Linked DNA regions of Homo sapiens: region 2 is linked to region 1. Evidence: read pairs that join two places in POLR2A ChIA-PET (ENCODE). Cell type or tissue: OCI-LY7. All regions are shown on one strand.

Region 1 (8,000 bases):
CTGGGCGACAGAGTGAGATTCTGTCTCAAAAAAATAAAAAGAAAATAAAAAGTGTAAATACAATACATTTTCAGTGCTGATTATTCTCATCAAAACAATTTATTGCAGTACTTCTTTACATGTTAGCATCTGCTTTTCTCAAATGTTTAAATTCATACAATGATTTAACTCGTACAATTCTTTCAAACTTCTTTTTTTGTATGTATGTAAGGTACCTTAAACAAAAAGACCAGGCATGGTGGCTCATACCTGTAATCCCAGCACAGTTTGAGGCTGGAGAATTGCTTGAGCCCAGGAGTTTGAGACCAGCCTGGGCAGAAGAAAAAGAAAATAAAAAGTGTAAATTGGGAGGCCGAGGCAGGCAGATCACGAGGCCAGGAGATCGAGACCATCCTGGCTAACACGGTGAAACCCCGTCTCTACTAAAAATACAAAAAAATTAGCCGGGCATGGTGGCGGCACCTGTAGTCCCAGCTACTCGGGAGGCTGAGGCAGGAGAATGGCGTGAACCCGGGAGGCGGAGCTTGCAGTGAACGGAGATCCCACCACTGCACTCCAGCCTGGGCGACAGAGCAAGACTCTGTCTCAAAAAAAAAAAAAAAAAAAGTGTAAGTACAATACATTTTCAGTGGTGATTCTTCTCATCAAAACAATTCATTGCAGCACTTCTTTACATGTTAACATCTGTTTTACATAGCAAAACCACCATCTGTATTTATATATATTTTTTAAAATTAGCCAGGCGTGGTGGCTCACGCCTGTAATCCCAGCACTTTGAGATGCTGAGTGGGGAGGATCCCTTGAGCTCAGGAGTTTAAGACCAGCCTGAGCAACATAGTGAGACTCTGTCTCTACAAAAAATAATAATAATAATTTAAAAATTAACCGGGTGTGCTGGCACATGCCTGTAGTCCCAGCTACTCAGGAGCCTGAAGCTGGAGGATCACTGGAGCCCATGAGGTTGAGGTTGGCGTTGTGCCACCACTGCACTCCAGCCTGGGCAACAGAGCAAGATTCTGTTCAAAAAAATAATAATAATAGGCCAGGCACGGTGGCTGACGCCTGTAAGCTCAGCGCTTTTTTTTTTAAATAATGTTTTTCTTTACTTTATTATTTATTTTATTTATTTTTGAGACAGAGTCTCGCTCTGTTGCCCAGGCTGGAGTGCAGTGGTGCGATCTCCGCTCAGTGCAACCTCCGCCTCCAGAAGCCCAGCACTTTGGGAGACCAAGGTGAGTGGATCACTTGAGGTCAAGAGTTCGAGACCAGCCTGGCCAACAGAGTGAAACCCTGTCTCTACTAAAAATACAAAAATTAGCCGGGTGTGGTGGTGCACACCTGTAATCCCAGTTACTCAGGAGGCTGAGGCAAAGAATCACTTGAACTGGGGAGGTGGAAGTTGTAGTGAGTCGAGATTGTGCCACTGCACTCCAGCCTGAGATTGTGCCACTACACTCCAGCCTGGGCAACAGAGTGAGATTCTGTCTCAAAAAAAAAAAAAAAAAATGAAAATAATGAAAACAAAAAAGAGGCAAATTATAAATTAAATAAACTACTAAATAGGCCAGGCGCGGTGGCTCATGCCCGTAATTCCAGCACTTTGGGAGGCCAAGGGGGGCGGATCACCTGAGGTCAGGAGTTGGAGACCTGCCTGGCCAACATGATGAAACCCAGTCTCTACTAAAAATACGAAAATTAGACAGGCGTGGCGGTGCCAGTGAACAGAGATTGCGCCACTGCACTCCAACCTGGGCAACAGAGACTGTCTCAAAAAACAAAAGCAAAATAAACAAACAAACAAAAAGTCAGGAATAGTATATAAAGTGCCAGTATTGTTAGTTTTGGCTTAAACATAATACTAACTTCCAAATTCTCTCTCCTTGGCCAAATAAATCGAATAAAACTGGGCTAAAGGAATGAATTTGCCAATGCAACAAAGATGACTGCCATTCTGCCCTGCCTCCGGAATCATGAAAGGGGTGGTCTTCTGACGTCCTCCCTTTTCACAGGGGCCTGCAGAGGGAGGCAGCCGCTGTTGGGAGGTCACAGAGCGTCTGCAGCTGACTGGGAAGCCCTCCTAACTGGCGCACCTGAGGGGCTGGGTGCCCGTCTGCTGCTTCTGGCTGCCCTGGCCCGCAGTAGTAGTAAGTCTCCTCCTCACCTCCCTCTGGCCCAAGCATGGAAAACACCAAGTCTTCCTGTCTCCTGAACACAGTTGGGACTAGTGGGAATGTACCAAAGGAACTTTCCTAAAAGTTAAGGAAAGCCAAAAAGAAAATAAACAAGAGAAATAAAAATCACAGAGGCGACAGGCGGTGTCCAGGTTTCTGAGCTTACAATAGCTCACTCGCGAGCCACTCCATTTCTAGTTTGCTGGGCCCCTCCCAGGAAACCCTCCTTTACAACGCAGGGCTGTTCCCCACAGAGGCGGGACTGGGTGAGGCCCACTCTCCTGGCTATTCTTAAGAAAGCCATGAGCCACAAAAGGCTGATGGCTCACAGACTTCATCTCCTGAGGCCCCTAAGCATCTTCTTTAACCGCCCATCTCTAGGATGGAGGACGATTTTTCTGCGTAGTGTCTCCTGGAGAGGGTTCCCATGCTCCAATCTCTGTGAGAGGGACAGGAATGAAAAGCGCCCAGGCCTGGCCCTAGTCTGAATCCAGGCTTTGATGCCTCCTGGCTGGGGACTTTTTCTTATTCAACCACTTTATTTTATTTTATTATTTTTGAGACAGGATCTTGCTCTGTCGCCCAGGCTAGAGTGCAGTGGCGCAATCTCAACTCACTGCAAACTCCATCTCCCCAGTTCAAGCGATTCTCCTGCTTCAGCCTCCTGATTAGCTGGGATTACAGGCGCCCGCCACCATGCCCAGCTGTTTTTTGTATTTTTAGTAGAGACAGGGTTTCACCATGTTGGCCAGGCTGGTCTCAAACTCCTGACCTCAAGTGATCTGCCCGCCTCAGCCTCCCAATAAACCACTTTATTATTCACAAACCATATAATTCACCCATATAAAGTATAAAATTACATGGTTTTTAGTATATTCAGAGTTGTGCGACCATCACCACAATCCATTTTATAACATTTTCCTCTTCCCTAGAAAAGAATCCCATACCTGTTAATGTCACTCCCGCTTTCCCCAAACCTCCCCAACTAGTTCCCTCAGCCCCCACCCTAGGGGCTTTTGTCGCTATAGACTTGCCAATGCTGCTGGCTACGTATGCTTGAAAAACCTCTTTGGTTCTCAATTTCTTCCTATGTAAAAAGGAGCTAGCCTTTTTACATAGCCCCTCCCCACATATGCAGCCCATGGGAGACAGTCTATAGAAATTAGTTCTCCGGCCCGGCGCGGTGGCTCACGCCTGTAATCCCAGCACTTTGGGAGCCCGAGACGGGTGGATGACAAGGTCAGGAGTTCGAGACCAGCCTGGCCAAGGTGGTGAAACCCTGTCTCTACTAAAAATACAAAAATTAGCCAGGCATGGTGGCACGCGCCTGTAGTCCCAGCTATTCGGGAGGCTGGGGCGGGAGAATCGCTTGAACCCAGGAGGTGGAGGTTGCAGTGAGCTGAGATCGCACCTTGCACTCCAGCCTCGTCAACAGAGCAAAACTCCATCTAAAAAACAACAAAAAAAAATTAGTTCTCATTATATACCACGTGCTATATACCCACAAAAATTAAAAATTTAAAATGAGTTAAATGAGTTCTCTCCTTCCCTTTCTTCAGGGCCTTAGCACATTGAAGTTTGTTTGTTTTGGTTTTATGTTGTTTTGCCTTAATTACACCTGTGCTGAAGCAGAGGCCTTATCGCCTGTATTTTATAAGAATAGGGCTCATGTCACTGAGGTAAAGACCACCCATTTTCCTCCTCTGGGCCCAGGGTATGAGCAAGCTTCTCAGCACCAAGCGCACCAGCAATAACAATAATCCCTGTCCTTTGTTGAGAGCTCACTGTGTGCTAAGCATTGCTCCAGGTGTTGTGTATGTAATAATTAATAATCCTCACCAACCCCATGAGACAAGTTGCTGCTGCTATTCCTGTTCTATAGATGAGGAACTGGAAGTGTTCAGGATGAAGTAATCGGCCTCAGTTACACAGCTAGCAGGAGCGCTGGAGCCAAGCTACAACCCAGGCAGGCTGCTCAGAGCCTGCACGAATGACTGGGCCACCTGTGCCTCTCCAGTGCAAACCCCCCGTTTGTCATCAACAACAGGAGGGACTGACTGGAGGTCCGCTGCAGCTCAGAGAGTTTGTCCATTTCTGGGCTATTATTGATTAACCTGTTTATATTCCACCGTATCAGAGCCTGGATCACCTGGAAGGCATTCCTTTCTAGACGCAGCAATGCAGGAGAGTCGGCGACTTCAGGGACTGAGGCTGGAGGTCTGCAAAAGCAGATCAGGAGGTGTGGAGGCATTTGTTTCTATATCATATCACCAACCGCAATACCACTCTAGGATGGAAAGACTCTGTATTTCCAAACAGTGTGCAACTGGGCCGAGCTGGTGGCAAAATCTTACCTTAGTGAAATGTCTATGTTACTTATCAAGCTCATTTCCTGGGATCACATCATGCCCTCCACTTACCTTAATATTGAGAACGCTTAATCGTTCATTTCAATTATTTATGTCTCCCCCCGATTCTCTAGGCTATATGGGGACAATGTCTTACCAGATACATCTCTAGATTACTTAAGTTAATACTGGTAGGCCAGATGCTGTGGCTCACACCTGTAATCCCAGCACTTTGGGAGGCCGAGGCGGGCGAATTGCTTGAGCTCAGAAGTTCCAGACCAGCCTGGGGAACATGTGGAAATCCTGTCTCTACTAATATATATATATATATTAGCTGGATGTGGTGGCACACGCCTGTAATCCCAGCTACTTGGAAGGCTGAGGCAGGAGAGTCGCTTGAACCCAGGTCAGGGAGTGGTGGGGGGTGCGGCATCGAGGTTGCAGTGAGCTGAGATCATGCCACTGCACTTCAGCCTGGGTGACAGAGCGAGGCTCTGTCTCAAAAGCAAACAAACAAACAAAAAAGAAAGTTTGCTCCAGGTCAGCTCTGGGTATAAACAGGAGGAACCCAGTTTGAATAGGAAATAATATCTAACAGATACTCTTACTAACTTCTATTCTCTTATTAGTCAACTAATTTTTTTTTTTTTTTGAGACAGGGTCTGATTCTGTCGCCCAGCTTGGAGTGCAGTCGTGCAATCTCGGTTCACTGCAATCTCCTGGGCTTAGCCAGTGATCCTCCCACCTCAGCTTCCTGAGTAGCTGGAACTACAGGCGTCCACCACTGCACCTGGCCAGATGGTCAACTCATTTTTAAGAAGGACTGCTTGTTGGCTGGGCACGGTGGCTCACGCCTGTAATCCCAGCACTTTGGGACGGTGAGGCAGGTGGATAACCTGAGGTCAGGAGTTTGAGACCAGCCTGGTCAACATGGTAAAACCCCGTCTCTACTAAAAAATACAAAAATTAGCTGGGCGTGGCAGGCGACTTAATCCTAGCTACTTGGGAGGCAGAGGCAGGAGAATCGTTTGAACCCGGGAGGCAGAGGTTTCAGTGAACCAAGATTGAGCAATTGCACTCAAACCTGGGGGACAAGAGCGAGACTTCTCTTAAAAAAAAAAAAAAAAAGAAGGACTGCTTGTTAAACTATCAATGTAGTGTCTACATTTTTACTTCATTCTGAAAAATTCAGTATAATTTTCAAATTTTTCCACTAGAAATATTTTGAGAACACATACATACAATTTTTTTTTCATTTGGGTGTGTATACATTCCCAAAATATTATAATTGGAATGTTTCTAGACTTTTTGAGGACCTTTCAGAGCAGCAAAGAACCAAAAAAAAAAAAAAAAAAACTAAACCTGTATCATTTAAATTGATTATATTAACACGGCAACTCAAGGTTTTTCACCTTGAACTGACTATAATCTTATTATTTTACAGCGTCTGTGAATCTTGGTATTAGCATAGAGAAAACATTTTTTTTTGGCAAACACAGAAAGGGGAACCTTTAAAGAGACAGACTTGCTCATTTTACAGATGAGGAAATCGAGATGCAGAAAGTGAACTGATTTGCTTAAGGTCCCTTGCTTAGTAAATAACAAACGGGGAACTAGAACTCAGCATTTCTGATTCCTGATTCTTCAACTTTCCCATAATACCTATTGCCTTGTCAACGGAAAAATGATTTTCCATTTGTATTAAGTAATCTTCTAGTATTTATTTATTTATTTATTTATTTAATTTTTGAGACAGAGTCTCTCTCTGTCACCCAGGCTGGAGTGCAGTGGCACGATGTCAGCTCACTACAACCTCCGCCTCCTGGGTTCAAGTGATTCTCCTGCCTCAGCCTCCTGAGTAGCTGGGATTACAGGCACGTGCCGCCACGCCCAGCTAATTTTTGTATTTTTAGTAGAGACCGGGTTTCACCATGCTGGTTGGGCTGGTCTTGAACTCCTGACCTCAAGCAATCCACCCTCCTCGATCTCCCAAAGTGCTGGGGTTACAGGCATGAGACACGGCACTTGGCCTTTGTTTATTTATTTACTTTTTTTTTTTTTTTAGACAAGGTCTCGCTCTGTTGCTCAGGCTGGAGTGCAGTGGCGTGATCATAGCTCACTGCAGCCTCAATCCCCTGGGCTCAAGCAATTCTCCCACCTTAGCCTCCCTAGTACTGAGGACCACAGGCGTGCATCACTATGCCCAGCTATTTAAAAGAGAAGTTTTGCAGAAACACTGTCCTGCTATGTTGCCCAGAGTGGTTTCAAACTCCTGGGCTCAAACAATCCTCCTGCCTCGGCCTCCCAAAGTGCTGAGATTACAGGTGTGAGCCACTGCGCCTGGTTCTAGTTTACTTTAAATGGTTAACCATCTGAGGCAAGGCATCTGTTTGGAATCACTCCACCTTTACCCCTTCCTTTGGCAGAAATTGTGAATTATCTTCCAACATCCATCCTCTCCTTCTTCCCTCAGAATAGAAGCCCTGATTTTCAACTGGGCATGAAACTGCTCCTTCTCCTTCCTGCTAATGGGACACAAGGGCTGATGGCATCGGGAGGTAGAAACTGTGTGTTGAGGACAGTAGAGCAGTAGGGCTCTTAGAAGGAGCCTGGCCTCTCCCTACTGTAGAGCTCCACACCTGTCTTCCTTGGTGACAACACATTTTATATTGTTTAAGTAACTTCTGCTGTTGTTGTTACCTGTAGCCAAGTTAATCCTGAACCTGGCAAGTGCTCCATCCCTCCACCCTTGTGTCTGTCTCTGCTCACAAAAGCGGTTTCCAGAGCTGTGCCTAGGTCCCATCTCTAGCAGCCTGGTCCCTCTCTGGCAGGGTCTTCTGACTTTCTGTCCTCTCTGCCTTTGTCATAGAATAGTACATTGTTGAGCTGGTTATTCTCTGGCCCTTGCCATCCTTTCTCTGCCTCTTCTCCATCGCAACAGACTGATCCCTGCGGACCTATCACTCGGGCTCCCTTGCCAGTTGGCTGGGTGCTAAGTGGCTGGGCCACTTGGAGGGACCACTGAGGGCTCAGAAGGCAGGAGGAGAGAGGGATGGGATGTTTCCTGCTCTGCTGTGTTCCTGGTATTTAGCTCTGGCACTGACTACATTTCTCCATGACTCTCGCACTGGCAGGGCAGTCCCTTCTCCTATCTCTCTCTAGGGTGCCATTCACACTGTCCGCACCCGTGCCCCTTCAGGCCTGGCGGTGACAGTGGCTCCGTGTCTTTTCTGGTTCCTGAGTGCCTCAACATCCCACATCGGTTCCTTTAACCTTGCTCCCCCGCTGTAAAAAGTCCTTCGTTTCCTTCTCCTCTGAATTCCATCGGAGTGTGCCTCTGTATCTTGCTGGACCGTGACTAATAAAATTACAGCATAGTTGTTCGCTTACTTCTGTCTCCCTTCCTGGAGTATAAGTTTCCTGAAGGTAACAAACATTGCCTTTTTTCTTGTTTGTTTTTTGCAGCTTATAGCATCATAGC
Region 2 (8,000 bases), 290 kb before region 1:
AAACGTAAGTCTAAAAAGAGAAAAGTGTTGACCTTGATACAGGCTGTGTTAGGCAGAGATTTCAAGGAAATCCTCTCTGAAGAGGTGACATTTGATCTGAGACCTGAAGCACCGGAAAGAGGCAGCCAAGCCAGGAAGAGGCAGGAATGGGAAGGTCTAGGGAAAGACTGGTCCTGGCAGGCAGAACTGCGGTGGCAAAGGCCCAGCGGTGATCAGGAGCTTGGCATTTGGAAAAATAAAGAGTGTGTGTGACTGGACAGCGTGATCAAGTGGGCAGAGGAGGAGATGGTGATAGGGTGTGCACTGGTCAGGCCACCTAGCTCCTGGAGCCCACAGTGAGAAGCATGGGCTTGACTCTGAGGGCAAAGGAGAGCCACAGAGAGTTTGGGTAAAGGGGAAAGTTGGCATTTAATTTTATAGCTTTTTGAAGTTTGTTTTGTTTTCTTAGAAACAGGGTCTCAGTCTGTTACCCAAACTGGAGTGCAGCTCAAAATATTTTCCAATTTATCTTGTGATTTTTTTTTGATCCAATGATTTAGAGGTGGGTTGTTAAATTTTCACATATTTTCAGATGTCCAATATTTCTTACTGTTGTTAGTTTCTAATTCTGTTTCAGTCAGATAACTTATTTGTTTTCCCTGTCTCTCCTGTCTTCTGATCCTGTTTTTCCATTGACTACCATTTTTAAAATAAACTTATTTCAGTGTGTCATTTACAATCCTATTTTAATTTTTTGCTCTATCTCTGACGTGGTTGTTCCAGGGATTATAATGTGCTTTTAAATTTTTCCAACGAATGAAGAACGAAGTGATCGACTTCTTGCCTCTGCCGGGGCTCTGAAGCGCTGCCCCGAGGCGGTGGACGGAGGGTGCCAGGCGTGACATCAAGAGCTCTGCAGCCAGGGCCTGGGGCAACCTCCCGCTCCACCTCCCGGGAGCCTCGCAGCCAGCATCCCCAGCGGCTCGTGCTCCCCGGCCAGGCGGGACCTCAGCGCTGTGGCGGCCGCAGACCTCACCTGGGCAGGCCCCGGGCCGCATGCGGACCCTAGAGGCAACCAGCGGGCTGGATCCGCACAGCGGCCCTGGGGAATGGATCGTGTACAGGGGACAAAGCTACACATGTCTTTCATTTTGGAGGGGGGAAAAAAGAAAAAACGGAAATGAAAGATTGAAAATGTGTGGGCTCTCCGTCCTTTCCTTTGCTCCTGCGCGCTCTCTGGGGTGGGGGGCTCAGCGAGCTTCAAGAGGTGGCCGAGATTCCCCCACCCCGCCCCCAGATCCCCGGGAGAGGTCAGCACGGCCCCTCCCGTGGGTGTCACAGAGACCGATACCGGTCCCGCTCCCCGGGAAGGAGTGGGTCTGGGTCCAGTCCGCAGGACCCCCTCGCGGATGCTGACGCAGAATGGAGTTGAGGTGGGGGCAGCGCTGGACCCTAGGGCCCCTGCCTGCCTCCTGGGGAGCCCGGTGACCCAGGCAGCCCTGGTGAGGCCGCAGGAGTCTGGGCCCTAGCGACGCCCCCGGGCTCCCACAGGACGAATGTAGACGGTGAGGCCAAGGACGCCCTGCTGCCCTCGGGACTGTCCCTCCAGCCCCCAGCTTTCCGTGGTTATTGGGCCCCCTCTGCAGAGGGGCAGGGGAGCCCACCCTGGATCCTGAGGCGCCGAGCTTGAGGGACCCCAGAGCTCCAGCCAGGCCGCTTTCTTTGCGGATGGTGAAGCTGAGGTCCCGAGGAGGGCAGGGGCAGGTCCCGGGCGCTCCTCAGGCAAAGGGAGCCGATTTAGGGGCTGGGGTCACAGGAGGCGCTTCTGCGACCTCTAGGGCCCTAGAGCCCGGGAGGATGAGAGACTGGGGGCCTTTCGTCCACCCCTGGGGCTGGGCAGACGCTCAGCCTGTGCAACCCGAAGCTGCTTCTGCCCAGTCCCAGCCGCGGCCCCTTTAAGAGGGGGTGGTGCTTCAGCCTGGCGCCAGGGACGCTGCCAGCATGCAGGCCCCGACGGAAGCCGAGACTGCGCTTCGTGCGAGGCCCGGGCAGCATCGGCGGCGTGGTCAGAGCGAGTCTCGGAGAAGATGTGGTGGCTTCCGTTTGTTGGTGGAGGAGGTGGCAGGCCTCGGCGGTAAGTGGAGGGGGATGAACCCCACCTGGAACCCTCTGGGTCTCCCTACTCCTTCTCGGCCGCTCCCTGCTTTCGGGCCCTGACTTCTAAGTGGGCATCTGGGCCCGAGTCGTCAGCGTCGGGGCGGTTGTGGGATCCTGGCCTCGGCAGCGTCCACACCCCCGCCGGGAAGGCTATGCCCCTGTCCGACCCGCGTCCAGCCTATAGGAGCGCCCTGGCCCAGAGGCGGCGGTGAAGCGCTGGACTGGGTCCCTCCGAGCCCCACGGGCCTCTGAGCTGGGGCCTAGGGTTATTTTTTATGCCTCGGGACCTTTAGAAAGAGACCTCGCTAGAGCAGGGGACATCTGTAGTTTCAGTTCTTTGAGGAGTTTCCAGCTATTTAGCTGTTTTCCATGGTGTGTACCCTAATTTTCATTTCCACCTACAGTGTATGAGTTCCCCTTTCTCCAAAACCAAACCCCCATTCCAATTTGTTTTTGTTTTTTTGAGACGGAGTCTCGCTCTGTCTCCAAGGCTGGAGGGCAGTGGCGCCATCTCGGCTCACTGCAACCTCCACCTCCCGGTTTCAAGCAATTCTCCTGTCTCAGCCTCCTGTGTAGCTGGGACTACAGGCGCCCGCCACCACGCCTGGCTAATTTTTGTATTTTTATTTTTAGTAGAGACGGGGTTTCACGATATTTGTCAGGCTGGTCTGAAACTCGTGACCTCAGGTGATCCGCCCGCCTCGGCCTCCCAAAGTGCTGGGATTACAGGCGTGAGCCACGGCTCCCAGCCCCTCTTATTTTGAAAAATTTTTTCTAGGAATATTCAATAACTGTGAGATTATCTGCGTGTGGTTTTGAATTACAGTATTCTAATGAATAGTTAATTTTGAGGACCTTATCTCTTATCTGTTGTTCGATTTTATATCTGTGCAGAATTGTCCGTTCAGGTTCTTTGCGAAATATTAGATTGGATTCTTTTTCTACTTTGTAGTGTTTTTTGTGTACACGTTAGTTGACAACTCCTCGTGAATTACATGATTGCCTGAAATTTTTGCGTAATCTATAGGATGCTTTTTTATTTGGAAAGTAGTTTTCTTTGCTATGCAGAAACTTTTCACGTTGATGTAGTCCCATATGTTGTTTTTTTTTTTTTGCGTTTTATGCGTGTCATTGTGGTCACCCATATTAGAAAATATGCATCAGTAACAAAGCATTTAATTGTCAATGAGGTTTTTCTTCACAATTATCTAAGGTATTAGTTTTCTATAAGAATTGTTTTAAAATATTTTTGTTACCAGAGCAGTTGTATTATATTTCAAAATGTAAGATGATTTTTAAAAGCCTGAGTACCTAAGATGCAATTATATGAACTCTACTCTGGAGGGAGAGAAGGATGTCAGTGGACATTGTAAGACTTTTATGTTTTTGTGCCATCAAATATAGGTAAAAATATCAATAGTGCAATTCTGCTGTTTAAACAGGAACTATTGGCCTCCCTGGCCCTAAATGGAAGGGCTGATATTTTATGGTTGATTATTTTATGGTAAATTAATCCAACCTAATTCTTTTTAATTTGGTTGAATGTTTTTCTTGTTAAATAATGTTTAAAAAATAAAAACTGGAAGTTCTTGGCTTGATTTAAAAAAAAGAGAGATTCTGGTTGAGCTGAAATGGGAGTAGTCCAAAGCAATTATTATTATTATTCTTTTTAGACAGGGTCTTGCTCTGTCACCCAGGCTAGAGTGCAGTAGTGTGTTTAAAGCTCACTGAAGCCTGGACCTCCTGGGCTCAAGTGATCCTCCCACCTCAGCCTCACAAGTAGCTGGGACCCAGGCGTGCACCACCACACCCAGCTAATTTTTTATTTTTTGTAGAGATGAGGTCTCACTATGTTGCCCAGGCTGGTTTCAAACTCCCGGGCTCAAGCAGTCCCCCTGCCTCAGTCTCTGAAAGTGCTGGGATTACAGGCCTGAGCCACTGCAGCAGCTAATTTTTTTTTTTTCTGATTGAGTATAACATATTTTTTTTCCAAAGATGTCCTAACATATACCCATACCTATGTATCCATGAAATGTTGGCATGCCTCCATTGAGACTTGTTTTGTCTCCTTATTTATGTAAAATATAAAATGTACTATTTTCACCATTTTTGAGTGGTATCAAGTAAAGTCACAGAGCATACGATATTTGGTTTTCCATTCTGGAGTTACTTCACTTAGAATAATGGCCTCTAGCTCCATCCAAGTTGCTGCAAAAGACGTTATTTCATCAGTTTTTATGGCTGAGTAGTATCCCATGGTGTATATATACCACATTTTCTGTATCCACTCATTGGTTGATGGGCACTTAAGTTGTTTCCATATCCTTGCAATTGCAAATTATGCTATAAACATGCATGTGCATGTGTCTTTGTGTCTTTTTCATATAACTACTTCTTTTCCTTTGGGTAGATACCCAGTAATGGGATTGCTGGATAGAATGGTAGTTCTACTTTTAGTTCTTTAAGGACTCTCCATACTGTTTTCCATACTGGTTGTACTAATTTACATTCCCCCCAGCAGCGTAAAAGTGATCCCTCTTCACTACATTCAAGCCAACATCTATTGTCTTTTTACTGTTTAATTGTAGCAATTCTTGCAGGAGTAAGGTCATAGCTCATTGTGGCTTTAATTTGCATTTCCTTGGTGATTAGTGATGTTAGTGCCCTTTAAATAGAGACTCCAATAGTTTCTTTGTTCCATTCTCCATATGAGGCCACAAGACAGGTATCTTTTTATTTTATTTATTTATTTATTTATTTATTTATTTGAGATGGAGTCTCACTCTGTCACCCAGGCTGGAGTGCAGTGGCTCTATCTCGGCTCACTGCAAGCTCCGCCTCCCGGGTTCATGCCACTCTCCTGCCTCAGCCTCCCAAGCAGCTGGGACTACAGGCACCTGCCACCACACCTGGCTAATTTTTTGTATTTTTAGTAGAGACGGGGTTTCACTGTGTTAGCCAGGATGGTCTCGATCTCCTTACCTTGTGATCCGCCCACCTCAGCCTCCCAAAGTGTTTTTCTTTTTTATTTTTTTGAGACGGAGTCTCAAAAATTGAGCACAATTTCAGCTCACTGCAACCTCCGCCTCCTGGGTTCAAGCAATTCTTCTGTCTCAGCCTACGGAGTAGCTGGGACTACAGGTGCCCGCCACCACAGCCGGCTAATTTTTGTATTTTTAGTAGACATGGGGTTTCACCATATTGGTCAGGTCAGTCTCAAACTCCTGATCTCAGGTGATCCACTCACCTCGGCCTCCCAAAGTGCTGGGATTACAGGTGTGAGTCACCGTGCCCGGCCGAGGCCCCAACAAGACAACTATCTATGAACCCTTGCCAGACACCAAATTTGTTGGTGACTTGATGTTAAATTCCCAGCCTCCAGAACTCTAATAATGTCTGTTGTTTATAACCCACCCAGTTTATGGCATTTAGTTACAGCAGCCTGAATGGGCTAAGACAGTATGTGTGTAAATTACTTTCTTAGCACTGTGTTTGCTGCAATCTGTAAGTTTTGGTGTGTTATGTTTTTTATTTCTTTTATCTCAAGATAATTTCTAACTTCCCTTGTGATTTCTTTTTTGATCCATTGGTTAGTTACGAGTATGTCGTTTAATTTTTCTTTTTTTTTTTTTTCTTTTTGAGACAGGGTATCACTCTGTCACCCAGGCTGGAGGGCAGTGGTGCGATTTCTGCTCACTGCAACCTCCCTCTGACTCCCAGGTTCAAGCAATTCTCCTGCCTCAGCCTCCCAAGTAGCTGGGATTACAGGTGCCTGCCACCATGCCCAGCTAATTTTTGTATTTTTAATAGAGACGGGGTTTCACCATGTTGGCCAGGCTGGTCCCGAACTCCCAACCTCAAGTGATCTGCCTGCCTCGGCCTCCCAAAGTGCTGGGATTACAGGTGTGAGCCACCATACCTGGTCTAATTTTTCAAACATTGGAAAAATTTGTGATTTTTTAAAAAGTTTTCTTCTGTTAATTCATTTCATATGACTGGATATATGCCTTATATAATTTCTGTCTTTTAAAGTTGATTAATTCTTCTCCTCTGGCCTAATATATGGTCCATCCTTGAGAATGTTCCATGTGCACTTGAGAAAAATGTGTGTTCTTCTGCCATTGGATGGAGTGTTCTATATATGTCTGCTAAGTCCAATTGGTTTATGATGTTGTTCAAGTTCTTTATTTTCTTGGGGATCTTCAGTCTAGTTTTTCTACTCACTGTTAAAAGTGGCATATTAGAGCCGGGCTCAGTGGCTCACACCTGTAATCCTAGCGCTTTGGGAGGCCAAGGTGGGTGGATCACCTGATATCAGGAGTTCAAGACCAGCCTGGCCAACAAGGCAAAACTCTATCTCTACTAAAAATACAAAAAAAATAGCCAGACATGGTGGCAGGCACCTGTAATCCCAGCTACTTAGGAGGCTGAGGCAGGAGAATCACTTGAACCTGGGAGGCAGAGGTTGCAGTGAGCCAAGATGACACCATCGCACTCCAGCCTGGATGACAGAGCAAGACTTTGTCTCAAAAAAAAAAAAAAAAAGTGCCGTATTAAAGTCTCCAACTATTTTGTAGAACTGTATATTTCTTCCTGAAATTCTGTCAATGTTTGCTTCATGTATTTTGGAGCTCTGAAGTTTATTGCATATATGTTTATGATTATTATATTTCCTTGATGAACTGACCCTTCTATTAATATATAATATCCTTCTTTATCTTTTGCAATTGTTTTTGACGTAAAGTTTATTTTGTCTGATATTAGTATAACAACCCAAGCTCTCTTTTGGTTACTATTTGTGGGGAATATATTTTGCAACCTCTAACTTTCAACCTATTCATGTCTTTAAATCTAAAATGAGGCTCTTGTAGACAGTGCATATTTGGATCATGTTTTATTATTCATTTAGCCAATTCCTGCCTTTGGACTGGAGAGTTTACTCCACTTAACTATTGATAAGAAAGGACCTCTGCCATTTTGTTATTTGTCTTTCGTATGGCTTAATATTTTCTGGCCCTCATTTCCTTTATAACTGCCTTCTTTTATGTTTAGTTTCTTTTTTTTCCCCAAGACCAAGTCTCACTCTGTCACCCAGGCTAGAGTGCAGTGGCACGATCCCAGCTCACTGCAATCTCCGCCTCCTGCGTTCAAGTGATTCTCCTGCCTCAGCCTCCCAAGTAGCTGGGATTACAGACGCACAGTACCATACCCAGCTAATTTTATGTATTTAGTAGAAACAGGGTTTCACCTGTTAGCCAGGCTGATCTCGAACTCTCAACCTCTGGTGATCTGCCCGCCTCGGCCTCCCAAAGTGCTAGGATTACAGGCGTGAGCCACTGCAACTGGCCTATGTTTAGTATTCTGTTTTTTTGTTTGTTTGTTTTTTGTAGTGACATATTTTGTTCCCCTCTCATTTCCTTTTGTTTATATTCTATAAATATTTTCTTCATAGTTACTATGAATATTACATACAACATCCTAAGGTTGTAACAATCTAATTTGAATTAATACCTACTTAACTTCAATTGCATACAAAAACTTATGGTGGCTTATACCTATAATCCCAGCACTTTGGGAGGCCAAGGTGGGCGAATCACCTGAGGTCAAGGGCTCAAGACCAGCCTGGCCAACATGGTGAAACCCCATTGCTATTAAAAATACAAAAATTAGCCAGGCGTGGTGGCATGCGCCTGTAATCCCCGCTACTCAGGAGGCTGGGGCAGGAGAATCACTTGAAACCAGGATTGAACCCAGGATTGAACCCAGGTTTCAGTGAACCAAGATCTCACCACTGCACTCCAGCCTGGGTGACAGAGTGAGACTCTGTCTCAAAAAACAACAAACAAACAAAAAAAAACTCTACT

What was found. Peaks named below come from ENCODE experiments on the same cell type or tissue, not always from the same donor. Only the 100,000 strongest peaks of a DNase experiment are listed, where the experiment ranks them.
Region 2: POLR2A ChIA-PET joins it to region 1 with 11 read pairs; 2 of 35 experiments call an interaction of 5 or more read pairs at or near these places.

What each region holds. Positions count from the first base shown.
Region 1 is chr22:17,330,184-17,338,183 of GRCh38, forward strand. No RefSeq gene overlaps it. Among named protein-coding and RNA genes, the nearest start is that of CECR2, 35 kb to the right of the region's middle. RefSeq lists a silencer at 340-517 and enhancers at 1,557-2,057, 2,058-2,558. In OCI-LY7, no CTCF peak of the experiment used is centred here; no DNase peak of the experiment used is centred here.
Region 2 is chr22:17,035,232-17,043,231 of GRCh38, forward strand. It overlaps CECR7 (cat eye syndrome chromosome region, candidate 7), which reads left to right and starts at 1,339. Exons shown (of 4, transcript NR_152826.1): 1 at 1,339-2,113. RefSeq lists a silencer at 878-987 and enhancers at 2,651-2,700, 2,711-2,870. In OCI-LY7, no CTCF peak of the experiment used is centred here; no DNase peak of the experiment used is centred here; H3K4me3 peaks cover 3,362 bases; H3K27ac peaks cover 1,371 bases.